2 separate regions of the Homo sapiens genome follow, and region 2 is linked to region 1. A link is a contact called in ENCODE Hi-C data. All regions are on one chromosome and are shown on one strand. Each heading gives the region's core, a stretch centred on a gene start or an enhancer-like site at or near the end of the contact. The rest is flanking DNA. Distances are from core to core; before and after follow the strand shown.

What was found. Hi-C counts contacts between places; a loop is a spot of excess contacts on that map. Pooled maps may share reads with other maps.
Region 2: a pooled map shows a loop between it and region 1 (3-fold over the local background). The contact joins the enhancer-like site here to the promoter of FAS-AS1 in region 1. A Hi-C loop is called at or near these places in 4 of 37 single-sample maps with no recorded cell type and 3 of 50 pooled maps.

Annotation. Positions count from the first base shown.
Region 1 is chr10:88,991,725-88,997,890 of GRCh38, reverse strand. It overlaps FAS-AS1 (FAS antisense RNA 1), which reads left to right and starts at 4,916. Exons shown (of 1, transcript NR_028371.1): 1 at 4,916-6,166. The region is part of intron 1 of FAS (Fas cell surface death receptor); the gene reads right to left. RefSeq lists an enhancer at 6,158-6,166.
Region 2 is chr10:91,003,901-91,010,066 of GRCh38, reverse strand. All of the region lies in intron 1 of LOC124902479 (a long non-coding RNA gene), which reads left to right. Among named protein-coding and RNA genes, the nearest start is that of LINC00502, 39 kb to the left of the region's middle. Within about 2 kb of position 3,611, at least 8 of the 41 ENCODE cell types and tissues checked have a DNase peak (open chromatin) inside an H3K27ac peak, as active enhancers do.

The sequences.
Region 1 (6,166 bases), core at 3,667-6,166:
TTTCCAGACTTATTGGTCCTGCTAGGCTGGGTTGAAATCTCACCACCCTCTACTGCTGAGGACAAAAATGGAGCAAGAAATGAAGTTCCACCGACTAATTCTGCTTGTCTGCTTGTAGACTTTCAGTTACTTATCAACACTTGAGGAAAAAGAAATTCTAAAAGACTAATAGTTTATTATTGAATAGTTTAAAATTTCCAATAAGATAATGCATCTCTAATATATCTGTGTAAAAAACAGGGATATAGTGATGTCATCTTGTCCTACTACATTATTGAAAACCTGAAATAGAAGTAAAATAAATTTTTCTACATGGAAGAGATAAGCAAAGATCCCATTCATTTGTATGTTTTTCAAAATCTGTACATAAAAATACACATGGTAATCTTATCCCAGGGATGTCCTCTTTCTTTCTTAAAGCCAATCTCTGGAAAGTCCAGGACAGAGGTAGTTGAAGCAACAGTTGCAAGTTACTGATTAGATCCATGACTGGCCAAGCCATAAATAAAATAAAATGAATGAGCCTAGGAAATTCCATCTGAAATTACATTTTGAGTTTAGTGCTAGAGTCAGAAAAATAGTTCTCAAGACCCCGACAGACATCAGAATCCTGTAGTGATGCATTATTTAATAAAAAGTGCTAAGGCCCCTACATAGACCTAAGGAATCAGGATCTCTGAGAATGGGGAAGTACCCTTGGTGATTTTGAGGTTCATCACAGTTGCAGGGCAACTAGGTTAGAGGAAGCAGAATCTGAGGTTAGCAGGTTACTACATTTACATGTGAGAATATAAGAGTTTTATAGACTAATGGCATCTGTGTTCAGCACTTGCAAATCAGAATTTGACTTCTCATGAAGAAATAATGACCCTTCCAAAAATAAGCTTGAAGATAAGAGAAATGACCTTTGGTAGAGGAAATGGGTAATGTAAGGGCTATAGAGTCCTAAAATACAGCCCCAGAGCCCTTACAAGCCCAGAGGGGCCACGTGGGTCATACAAGAATAAAGCAACCTGGGATAAGGGACTACAGAGAGAGGGAGGGGCTTGGGACCAGCTCTGCCTGTGGCCACTACCTGTGGGCAGTATAGGCCCAGGGTTTTTTTGTATTATTTTTATTCGACAAATAAAAAAATTATATATATTTATGGTATATAACATGATGTCTTGAATTATGTACATATTTTGGAAGATAATTATGTACATATTTTGGAAGATAATTAGCTAAATCGAGCTAATTACATTGGGCATTCCTTCACATACTTATCATTTTCTTTTGTGTGTGTGTGGCGAGAACACTTAAAATCTACTCTTAGTAATTTTCAAGTATACAATACATTGTTATTAGCTATAGACATCAAGTTGTACACTAGATCTCTTGAACTTATTCCTCCTAACTGAAATTTTGTATCCTTTGACCAATATCTCCCTAAATCCCCCAACTTTGCCCCCAACTAGCCTCTGGTAACCACTATTCTACTCTCTACTTTTATGGATTCAAAACTTTTAGATTCCACATATAAACGAGATCATGCAGTATTTGTCTTTCTGTGAGTATAGGCCCAATTTTTAAAATCAAGCCTGAAACCTTACAGACATTCACATGAAAAAAAACAACAACAACCAGTTAATTAGGACCAATGATCTCTGTGAGAATGGCTAAAAACCAAAGCTAAATCCTCAGCAAAAAAACAAGAGTCTTCACCCGCATACTCTGACTTCCTCTCGCTCTCTTTTTCAAGATATCTGCCCTCACAAATAAAAAGTATTCACATTTCTCATATCTTATATTTTTATAGCCTCACAAAACACAGAGGTGAATAGAAACACAATGCTGCCTGACTTCATTGAAGGACAGGCTATCATTAATGAATCCAATGTCAAATTGTCAAATTTACTCTAATTTTGCCAGTTTATCCCAGTCCATGCCTTAACACAACCTATAGTAAGCTTGCTCACTTTGCTGGGCTGAGTACATCTGCTGATTGAATTTGTAGTCAGATTTGCTAATTCACAAGGCTGGCCTTGCTCTAAAGGTATGATTTTTTGTTTCTTTGTTTTCTTTGTAGACGGAGTCTCACTCTGTCGCCCAGCCTGGAGTGCAGTGGCATGATCTTGGCTCACTGCAACTTCCACCTCCCAGGTTCCAGTGATTCTCCTGCCGCGACCTCCCGAGTAGCTGAGATAACAGGCACGCCACCACACCCAGCTAATTTGTGTATTTTCAGTAGAGTTGGGTTTTTGCCATGTTGGCCAGGCTGGTCTCAAACTCCTAATCTCAAGTGATCCATGATCCACCCACCTTGGCCTCCTGAAGTGCTGGGTGACAGGTGTGAGTCACCTGCCCAGCCTAAAGGTATAATCTTATACTAAATTCACTATCATTTCTACTTAGTGGGACTCAGGCTAGTTGTCCTATATAACTATGATTGCCATTTCTAAATGTCTAAAGATGGGGTGACTGGGCTGTACAACAGTTTATTTCAAATCAAGAAAGCAGTTGTGATCAAAGGGAAGAACCACCTCATTTCCTTCCGGGGAAGGTGAAGTTACCAATCTTACAAAAGTCAATTTCTCTCTGATTTGGGCTTTACTACTCACACTGTCACTTCAAAGACAGTAAAGGTAGGCAAGTGGACTGAAGATTTGTTCCTGCTTGAGACTGAATTGAAGATATTTAATTGGTGTTAGAAGTAGAACTATATAAAAAGCTAAAGACTTTTTTTAAAGCAAGGATTTTCCAGAAAATAAAGAGGATTTATTAAATGTTATTTTTCCACTTTTATGAATATATATATACATACATAGCAAAAAGAAAACTACACACTAAGGCTATTGTAGTGTTGTACCTTATAAGGAAGTACAAGGTACAACATATAAAATTATGTTGCTTTTTATCGTTTTGAATTATTTTATTATTTTTCATCACAAGTCCTAAAATTTTAATATGTAAGTTCTATGAGTAATTTTTTAGTAACAAGAAAAAGTCATATATATATATGTATCCCAGTACATTTAAGAAATGCTTTTTTTCAATAGTAAATTATAAAAATAAGTAATAAATTAAAAAATAAATAATAAAAATTATAGTAATCCCAGCTCATTTAATAAATGCTCTCTCTATAATGTATCCAATAAAAAATATGAGATAAAAATTATGTAGAAATAGAAAAAGGTTTGTGTAACATGCAAAGGAACAAAAAACAGACTATATATAGCTCAAATTAAACATGCAATTATGTATATGTGTAGACAAGGCTAAGAATTTATAAGTAAAATCAAAATTCTTTACATTAGTGTGGTGAGATAAAGTATAAATGTAGTTTTTAAATATTTGCTTTTTGTTTCACATCATGTGGTCATTTTTTCTATATTTACCTATTTAAAAATAAGAAAGGGATGGGTTCACTGTCCTAAATTTGGTTTCAAGTTGCTTTTTATCAATTTCAAGTTTTAAATTGTGTTATTTTATTTTTCATCATAAGTAAATAGTCTTTAGTACCTATTACAAAACATGTGCTCATCAAGGGACTTTTGGGGCCCAAGATAATTTGCCAAAAGCAATTAACTTCCTAGGGGCTTTCAAGTGGGGGGATTTCCTTACTTAGGTTTCAGACCATCTCTTAAGAAACAGTTATTCTCTCAAACTGGCAGTTTACTCTGGTAATCTGGCACCCCTAAAGCAATGTAGTAGCCTTCAAAGAGATTCCTTTGAAACACTGACACTTCTCCTATGTGTCAGTATAAGAGTATTCAGAAGGAAATTACTTGTCCAGTGTCTCAAAGAGCTTACTCAGAGACAACGTCCAAATTCCAGAACTTCTTTGCCTCTAATTTGCTGCTAAGGGTGGTAACTGTATTTCAGGCATGAACATTAGAGGATTTTTCATCAGTCTAACTATAGCTGGTAGTGGGGGTGCTGCCATTTATCAATTTAATTTTTGCTTGCAAACCTGGCCATCATTTACAAATTTGTGTTTTTCCATCCTGGTTGCTAATGTCTTAATTCATATTTTATCATTTTATTGTATTTGTAAGACTTCTCAAGTCCTTTGTGATGTAAATATGGCCCATTAAAAATGAAAATAAACAGCCCAATATGTTCGTTAGGTTGGCTTAAGAAAAATTATTAAATTACAAATTAAGCTACAAAAATAAATAAATATTCCATTTTATGCTCTTTGGGTTGGTTTAAGAAAAATGATTAAATTACAAATTAAATAACTGTTCTTTATTTTCCCCACAAAACTATTCTGTATGACTGCTTGTAAATACACAGCTTTATTTTCCAAAGGCCCTCTCCCTTTCCTTTGACCATAAGATAACCATTCTACAAAATGTAAAGGAGAGCAAACTGGCTGTCCAGTGATTGCCTGGCCAATGTCCTAAATAATGCAAGACAAAACCTGTTGGGGCCCAATAAAATAAAAATCCATGGACTCTTAGAGGCTTCGGAATTCAAATGAGCCTCATGGATCCACATCCCTTCAATTAGCAAGCTGGCATTTCTGAGCGAGGGACTTTCCAAAACAGGCTGCTCAAGTTTCTTGGCCAATAACAGGGTCATGCACAATAAAAAAAAAAAATGCAACCCACAGCTATTTCTCAAATTAATTTGTAAAGTAAGTTTGACTCTTTTTCTGTCTCCTTTAGAAATTTGTCAACTTTTTGGGATTTCAAACTTTTTTATTGTAAGTGTCGGAGTAAAAACACTCAGAAATAGGAAAGAGAAAACTAACACCAGGAAGGTTGAGAGAAGGAAAGAGAAAGAGAAGCAAAAGGGGTTAAGGATGGGGATACTTGTTGACTATAGTTATCACCAGAGTCAGAGGACTAGGGGAAGAGGGGAAAAGCAGAAAACAGCTCCCCACCCATCTATGTCCAGCCCATTAATAGAATTAAAATTTGCTTCTGTATTCCAAGTAATTAGCACTTTGCATCTATTTTATTTATTGCTACTACTAAGAAAACATAACCGTGAAGGCATAAAAGCAAACATTTTCTGTAGACACATGAGGTGACACAAGAGTGTTGAAACTTCTTTAAGGATAAAGGCCTGATGTTAGGCATGTCGTGAGCGCAAAACCAATTTCTGTGTAACTAAATTTAAAAGAGTCATATTAGAGGGGAGAAATGGAAGATAAACTGCAAAACGTAAACAATGATTACTTAGGTGATAGAGTTATGTCTGATCTTTGTATTTGACTCATCTGCATTTATAAATTTTATTTAATAAGCCTTAATTTCCTAGGCCATATATCATATACAAATATAAGTTATACCTAACTTATAGGTATTATAATATGTATATATACATAAATGTATGAATATTTACATATGCGTGTGTGTGTGTATTCTTTCAGAAAAGCAAAGTTTTCTTCGGGCTTTAAACACGCAGCCTCTGGTAAAGGTGCTATTGGTACAAAAGTTCAACAAGCATAGCTCCAAGCTTTGACAATTTTCTTACACTTTACTAATACTGCTGTCCAAAAACTATGAGATTTTCAAAGCAGCCAACATTGCAGTGGTGCAATGGTTAATAACAAGAGAGAGAAGAGTGTGGCCTGAGGTTGTATAAATGTTTTCTCAATCTTGAATCATTAATTTTCTCCAAGGAAGTTTCTAAAGAATCCCAAATAGTGCACACTATTTCTGAAAGGAACAGGATTTTTTTTTCTAATCATAAAATGGACCCAGACATCTCAGCCTCTTGGTGTAATCTGGATATCAGATGCAATCAGCGAACAGCCTGAGTTTTGGAATTAGATCTGAGTTCAATCCCATATCTCCCATTTACTAGCTGTGTGATCTTGGCTGAATTACTGAAGCTCTCTGAACCTCATTTCGCCATCTGTAAAATGGGGATGTGGTTATCTTCCCCACTACATGGCTCTCGTGAGAATCCGCGGAGATCACATTTGTAAACACTTCTCTCGCTATGCCTGGCACTTTGTTGGGGCCCAATAAAATAAAAATCCATGGACTCTCAGAGGCTCCGGTACTCAAATGAGCCTCCTGGATCCACGTCTCTTTGATTAGCCATCTGCAAGCTGGCATTTCTGAGCGAGGGACTTTTCAAAACAGGCTGCTCAAGTTTCTTGGCCAATAATAGGCGCCGGGTTCTGTGCGGTGGGAACGAGTACCACCAACCCCAGCAGGAGACCAAG
Region 2 (6,166 bases), core at 2,362-4,861, 2.0 Mb before region 1:
TCTTGGGCCCCATCCCAGACCTACTAAATCACAATTTGGTGAAGGGGACAGAGATGGGAAGAGGGAATTTATAGTTGAAAAAGCTCTCCAGGTGATTCTCATGCATACTGAAGTGTGAGAAGCCCTGCCACCCGGGTCTGCATGGTCTAAATAGGGAAGTAACATTTACTCAGTCTGGAAGGGTGAGTAGGTCAGATGCAGGAAGGTGAGAGAAGGCTGTTCTAGCCTGAAGGGAAAGTCTGTGCCAAGATCAGGAAGTCCAAGAAAACCAGATCCATGGGAGGAGCTGGTGGTATGTGGGGAACACAGGGGTTAGAGATGAGGAGCCATAGAAGGAAAAAAGAGAAACAGAAGGTGGGAGAATGGGATCCTATGAGCTCTCATAAAAAATAAGGTGAGGAAGGAATAGTAAGATGAAGTGTAAGTGACCAAACTTACACTAATCTTATAATAACCCAGCTGTAAAAGCAACATCATAATTTAGAGAGAGTCAACATCTCTGAGGCTACTCTTAAGAGAATTAAGGACTCCATGAACATTTGCTGTTGAGCTGTGTGTGGGAAGAACTGCCAATCAGTCCTCACTCCCTTTCCCTTTCCCACAGAAGCAGACACTCTGAACCTAAATTAAACCAGTTTGAGTTAAATGAGTTCTTCCTGGTCTTTCTAGGGAGCATTTGTTAATGGGTTGCCCCAGGTGGAACCAGAGGGCTTAGTTGTCTTGCCAGGGAGAAAACAGGTGTCTCTCAATGTGAATTCAGACCACACTCTCCCTGAGACAGTCCATGTGCCTAATTTAGCAGGTCCGTGACTAAAAGGGCTGCTATGCCTGCAGCTTGAAATTAAATGGAATTGTGGCCCAAAGGAGCCACATCTATCCATGGTGATGGTATTAAAAAACAAAACAAAACAAAAAGATTTGGGTGGCAATGGGCATTTCTGATCACCCAGCAGCGCTATTTCAGACTGAAAGCAAACTTGAGGCCTTGCATGGGGAAGAAGGATGAATCCAAAGAATAAGACTTCTCCATGTAGGTAAGAATGGGGAGTCCAGGTGCTGTGGCTTTCGCCTGTAATCCCAGCACTTTGGGAGGCCAAGGTAGGAGAATGAGGAGTTCGAATTCAGCCTGGGCAGCATAGCGAGACCTTGGCTCTACGAAAAAATTAAAAAATTAGCTCAGCATGGTGGCAAGTACCTGTAGTCCCAGCTATGTGGGAGGCTGAGGCAGGAGCATTGCTTTAGCCTGGGAGAGCAAGGCTGCAGTGAGCTATAATTGTGTCACTCCACTCCAGCCTGGGCAACAGAGTGAGAGCCTGTCTTGAAAAAAAAAAAAAAAAGAAAAGAAAAAGAAAGAAAGAAAAAGAAAAGAAAAAAAAAGGGTGGGGAGGTGGACAAAAATTTAGACAATACTTAAGGTGATTGGGGAGGGGGCTCAAAGTAAACCAAGTCAGGAGTGGGAGAGAACCAGGGAGAGGAACTCACTGAGGAGAGGAGTCTAAGTTTTCAGGTACCCATACTGTGAAAACTCAAGAAAGTTAAAAGTAAGTGAGACCTCTAGCCTTACGGAATGGCATGGTCAATGTCAGAAGAGAATTGGAATGAAGGTGGGGGTCCTTACCTATAATTCCCTCTGACATTGACTTACTGTTCTGTGCTTTCATGTGTCCATGTCTACAAAGCCTAGTGTGGAGAGTGAAAAGGCAGAAAAATGGAGCACTGCCCACCTGTATCCTTATTTGATACAGAGGAGAAGTTGCACATCTTTGCGTGTCTGCACCCAGTGGATTCTGAGTGACCAACCAGTACCTTTGGAAAATAGATCCCTGGCAGATGTGGTAGAAGGAGTATTCCCGGAGGGTAAACTCTGGCTAAAAGTGTAAAACCAAACCCTTTTCTTACCCCATAGTTTGGACAAAATGCCCTCTGAAAGACAATAGGGGAGGCTGGACATTGGGGTAACAACTGATTGCCTTGCTGTTGCCTTGCCTCTCTAAGGAGAGGACACTTGGCACTCCAGGCCTTTGCAGATGCACATCTGAAAGTACAGAACACATGATCCCAGAGATCTGGGGCTTGCATAGCCACCTCCTCCTCAGTGGTCATTGACTATCCAGTTGGTCAGCACTCCTCACTGAGCTCTCAATATACCCAGAGCAGGAGGGCATCTAGACTCTGTGAAGATACAAAAGATAAAAAACAAGAAGACTTAGCTTCTTGGAGGAACCTGTGCACAGGGCCTAGTGGTTTGTGGGTGTTTTGTTTTTAATCAGTGACTTTTCCAGTGACAGTTTCCTTGATATATTTCAGAATCTGCTCATTTTGTACTGTTCTTCCCATCCCCCACAAGGAAGGAACAGATTCTTTACCCCCAAGTAGGGTTGCCAGATAAAATCCTGGACATACCATTAAATTTGAATTTTGAATAAATATCAAATAATTTTTTCATATAAGCGCGTCCCAAATATTGCAGAAAAATCAAATTACAGAGTGTCCTGTATTTTCATTTGTTAAACCCTACTCCCAAGGGATGCCTGTTTCTATTCTTGTGAGTGGTTCATTTTGGTTCTTTCTCTTAGGTTGAGATTAACTGGTGATCACTGGTTTTATTACATATGAAAACTTTCGGCACGGTCTTTACCGAAATGGAGGAAAAAAAGTGATTCTTTCTTAAGTTCTTTGGTTAGACTATTCAATAGGCACATTTTTTGTTCTTATCTAATATGGCAGTCTAGTAAGAAAATTGAGGAAAAATGCAGGATTACTAGCTCCCCATGAACCCCTTTCCTCCCTCTGCCCAAGTCTTAACTATACAGCATCACGATGTAAATGGAGGTAGACAAGGAGAGCACAGATGACACCAAAGCAATGCAATCTGAAACTATCAAAAGTTCCACTTCTCACACCACAAACTCCTTTGTTGGTTAGTTGTGAGTGGGTATTTATAGAACTAGCACTGTACTTTCATTTTGAGACAGCAGCTTGCTTTTAGCCTGAGCAATAATTAGATAAATTATTCCCTTCACTTCAGATTATTAGTGACTAAAACTCTGCCTAGAGATTTTTGAAACTTTGATCAGCATAAACTGGAAAAACAGTCACTTAAATGCTGCAAGTGATTTTCCATCTTGTAGGAGGTAGAGATATCAATAATCCTGCCAGGGTAGAGTCTCTCTTTATCAGACCCACCAGCCAGGTATCTTTTCACAAATGTAAAGCAAGTACCTACCCATTGCTTCTTGCTGGAAAAACAAAAAGAGGAAAGTATCAAGTTACCATCAAATGGGATGTTGTTCAGACTAGAAGCTCATTGTTCTGTTTGGAAATACAAACTGTGTGTTTGCTAGAGTCAGAGCTGCTTCTCTGCATACTTTTTTGGTCCTGGGGCTTGCTTTTTTGGGTCCAAGCTGAAGAATTGGATATAGAAAAGAGAAGAAAAGCATGAGATCCAAATCTCATGCTAAAGGAACTGGATGGAGTTTGGCACAGCTTAGCTCAGACTGGACCACTGCTGTCACATGCACGTTGTTATTTGAGACTGAATTACACAGAATGCACTGATGTTGGACTCTGATATGCAGTGATGTAATTGTCATGTTGAGGCCTACAGGGCAAGGCCACCCCCTAGTGGTAGGGGTTGGGATTGCTTCTTATGGAAGAAAAAATTACCACTGAATCATTCCAAGAAAAACCAATTATATCATGATTAGGTTAAACCTTAAATAGCAGTGGCTGAAATACACAAGGGTGTGCTTCTCTTTCTAAAAGGACATCTAGAAGTAGGCATTCGGAGCTATTCAGGTAGATCCTTGTTTCCCAAGGACTCAGGATTCCTTCTTCCTGCTTCATTAGCCTCAATGAATGGCTTGTTCTCAGGGTCACAGGATGGCTGCTGGAGCTCCAGCCATCATATCCACATTGAAGCCTAGAAGGAAGAAAGATGAAAGAGGAAAAATTAATAGCATGTGTGAGTGTATGTGTATTGGAGTGAGACCTCCTCACTGATTCTCCCTTTAAATAGCTTTTCTGACATTCCCCCAAACACTTCCACAGCTGGCTGAGGAATTGAGAAATGAAGCCTGTTATCTGGGCACTTTACCCTCCTAAGTAAATCAGGGTGCTTTTTACTAAGAAAGCGGGGGAATGAATGCCAGGCAGCAGTAGTAGTTTCTACCTCTCTGGGAAGCCAGCCTGAAACTAGAGGGACAGAGAAGTCTTTTCTCTCTCAAAGCCATTTGACAGCTGGGCCCAAACTTTCTGGTGGCAGACATGTGCTGGACTCTCATGTGGAGCTGGACCTGCTACTGAGAATGGCTCTGGTAGGTGTGTTTCAGGTAGCTGCTTTGCCAAAAGTTGAAATTACCTTTGAGGCTGAGCTTTCCTTCCATTATCCATAAGCCTTTGAAGAAGTTTTGTTAATTGTCTGGTGGTGATATGGTTCGGCTGTGTCCCCATGCAAATCTCTATCTTGAATTATAGCTCCCATAATCCCCACATGTTGTGAGAGGAACTAGGTGGGAGGTAATTGAATCATGGGGGTGAGTTTTCTCGTGCTGTTCTCATGATAGTGAATAAGTCTCATAAGATCTGATGGTTTTACAAAGGGGAGTTCCCCTGCACATGCTCTCTTGCCTGCTGCCATGTCAGACGTGACTTTGCTCCTCATTCAACTTCTGCCATGATTGTGAGGCCTCCCCAGCCATGTGGGACTGTGAGTCCATTAAACCTCCTTTTCTTTATAAATTACCCAGTCTTGGGTATTTTATTAGCAGTGTGAGAACAGACTAATACAATAAATTGGTGCTGCAGAAAGTGGGGAGCTGCTGTAAAGATACCCAAAAATGTGGAAGCAACTTTGGAACTGGGTAATGGGCAGAGGTTGGAACAGTTGGGGCTCAGAAGAAGGTAGAAAAATGTGGGAATGTTTGGAATTTCCTAGAGACTTGGAGGGCTCAGAAGATAGGAAGATGTGGGAAAGTTTGGAACTTCCTAGGGACTTGTTGAATGGCTTTGACCAAAATGCTGACAGTGATAGGGACAATAAAGTCTGGGCTGAGGTGGTCTCAGATGGAGATGAGGAGCTTGTTGGGAACTGGAGTAAAGGTCGTTCTTGCTATGCAAAGAGACTGGTGGCATTTTGCCCCTGCCCTAGAGATCTGTGGAACTTTGAACTTCAGAGAGATAACGTGGGGTATCTGGTGGAAGAAATTTCTAAGCAACAAAGCATTCAAGAGGTGGCAGGGCATAAAAGTTCGAAAATTTTGCAGCCTGATGATGCAGTAGAAAAGAAAAAACCATTTTCTAGGGAGAAATTCAAGCTAGCTACAGAAATTTGCAGAAGTAACAAGGAGCCAAATGCTATTCGCTAAGACAGGGGAAAATGTATCCAGGGCATGTCAGAGAACTTCATGGCAGCCCCTCCCATCACAGGCCTGGAGGCCTAATCAGAAAAAATGGTTTTGTGGGCTGGGCCCAGGGCCCTTCTGCTGTGTGCAGTCAAGGGTCTTGGTGCTCTGTGTCCTAGCTGCTCCAGCCATGGCTGAAAGAGGCCAAGGTACAGCTCGGGCCATGGCTTCAAAGGGTGCAAGCCCCAAGCCTTGGCAGCTTTCATGTGGAGCTTGTCCTGTGGGTGTGCAAATGACAAGAGTTGAGGTTTGGGAACCTCTGCCTAGATTTCAGAGGATGTATAGAAACACCTGGATGTCCAGGCAGAGGTGTGCTACAGGGGCAGAGCCCTGATGGAGAACCTCTGCTAGGGCAGTGCAGAAGGGAAATGTGGGGTTGGAGCCCCCACCCAGAGTCCCCACTGGGGCACTGCCTAGTGGAGCTATGAGAAGAGGACCACTGTCCTCCAGACCCTAGAATGGCGGATCCACTGACAGCTTACACTGTGAGCCTGGAAAAGCTATAGACACTCAATGCTAGCTCATAAAAGCAGCCAGGAGCGGGGCTGTACCCTGCAAAGCCACAGGAACAGAGCTGCCCAAGATCATGGGAGCCCACCTCTTTCATCAGCGTGACCTGGATGTGAGACATGAAGTCAAAGGAGATAATTTCCGAGATTTAAGATTTGGCTGCCCCACTGGATTTTGGACTTGCATGGGGCCTATAGCCCCTTTGTTTTTGTCAATTTCTCCCATTTGGAATGGGGGTATTTACCCAATGCCTG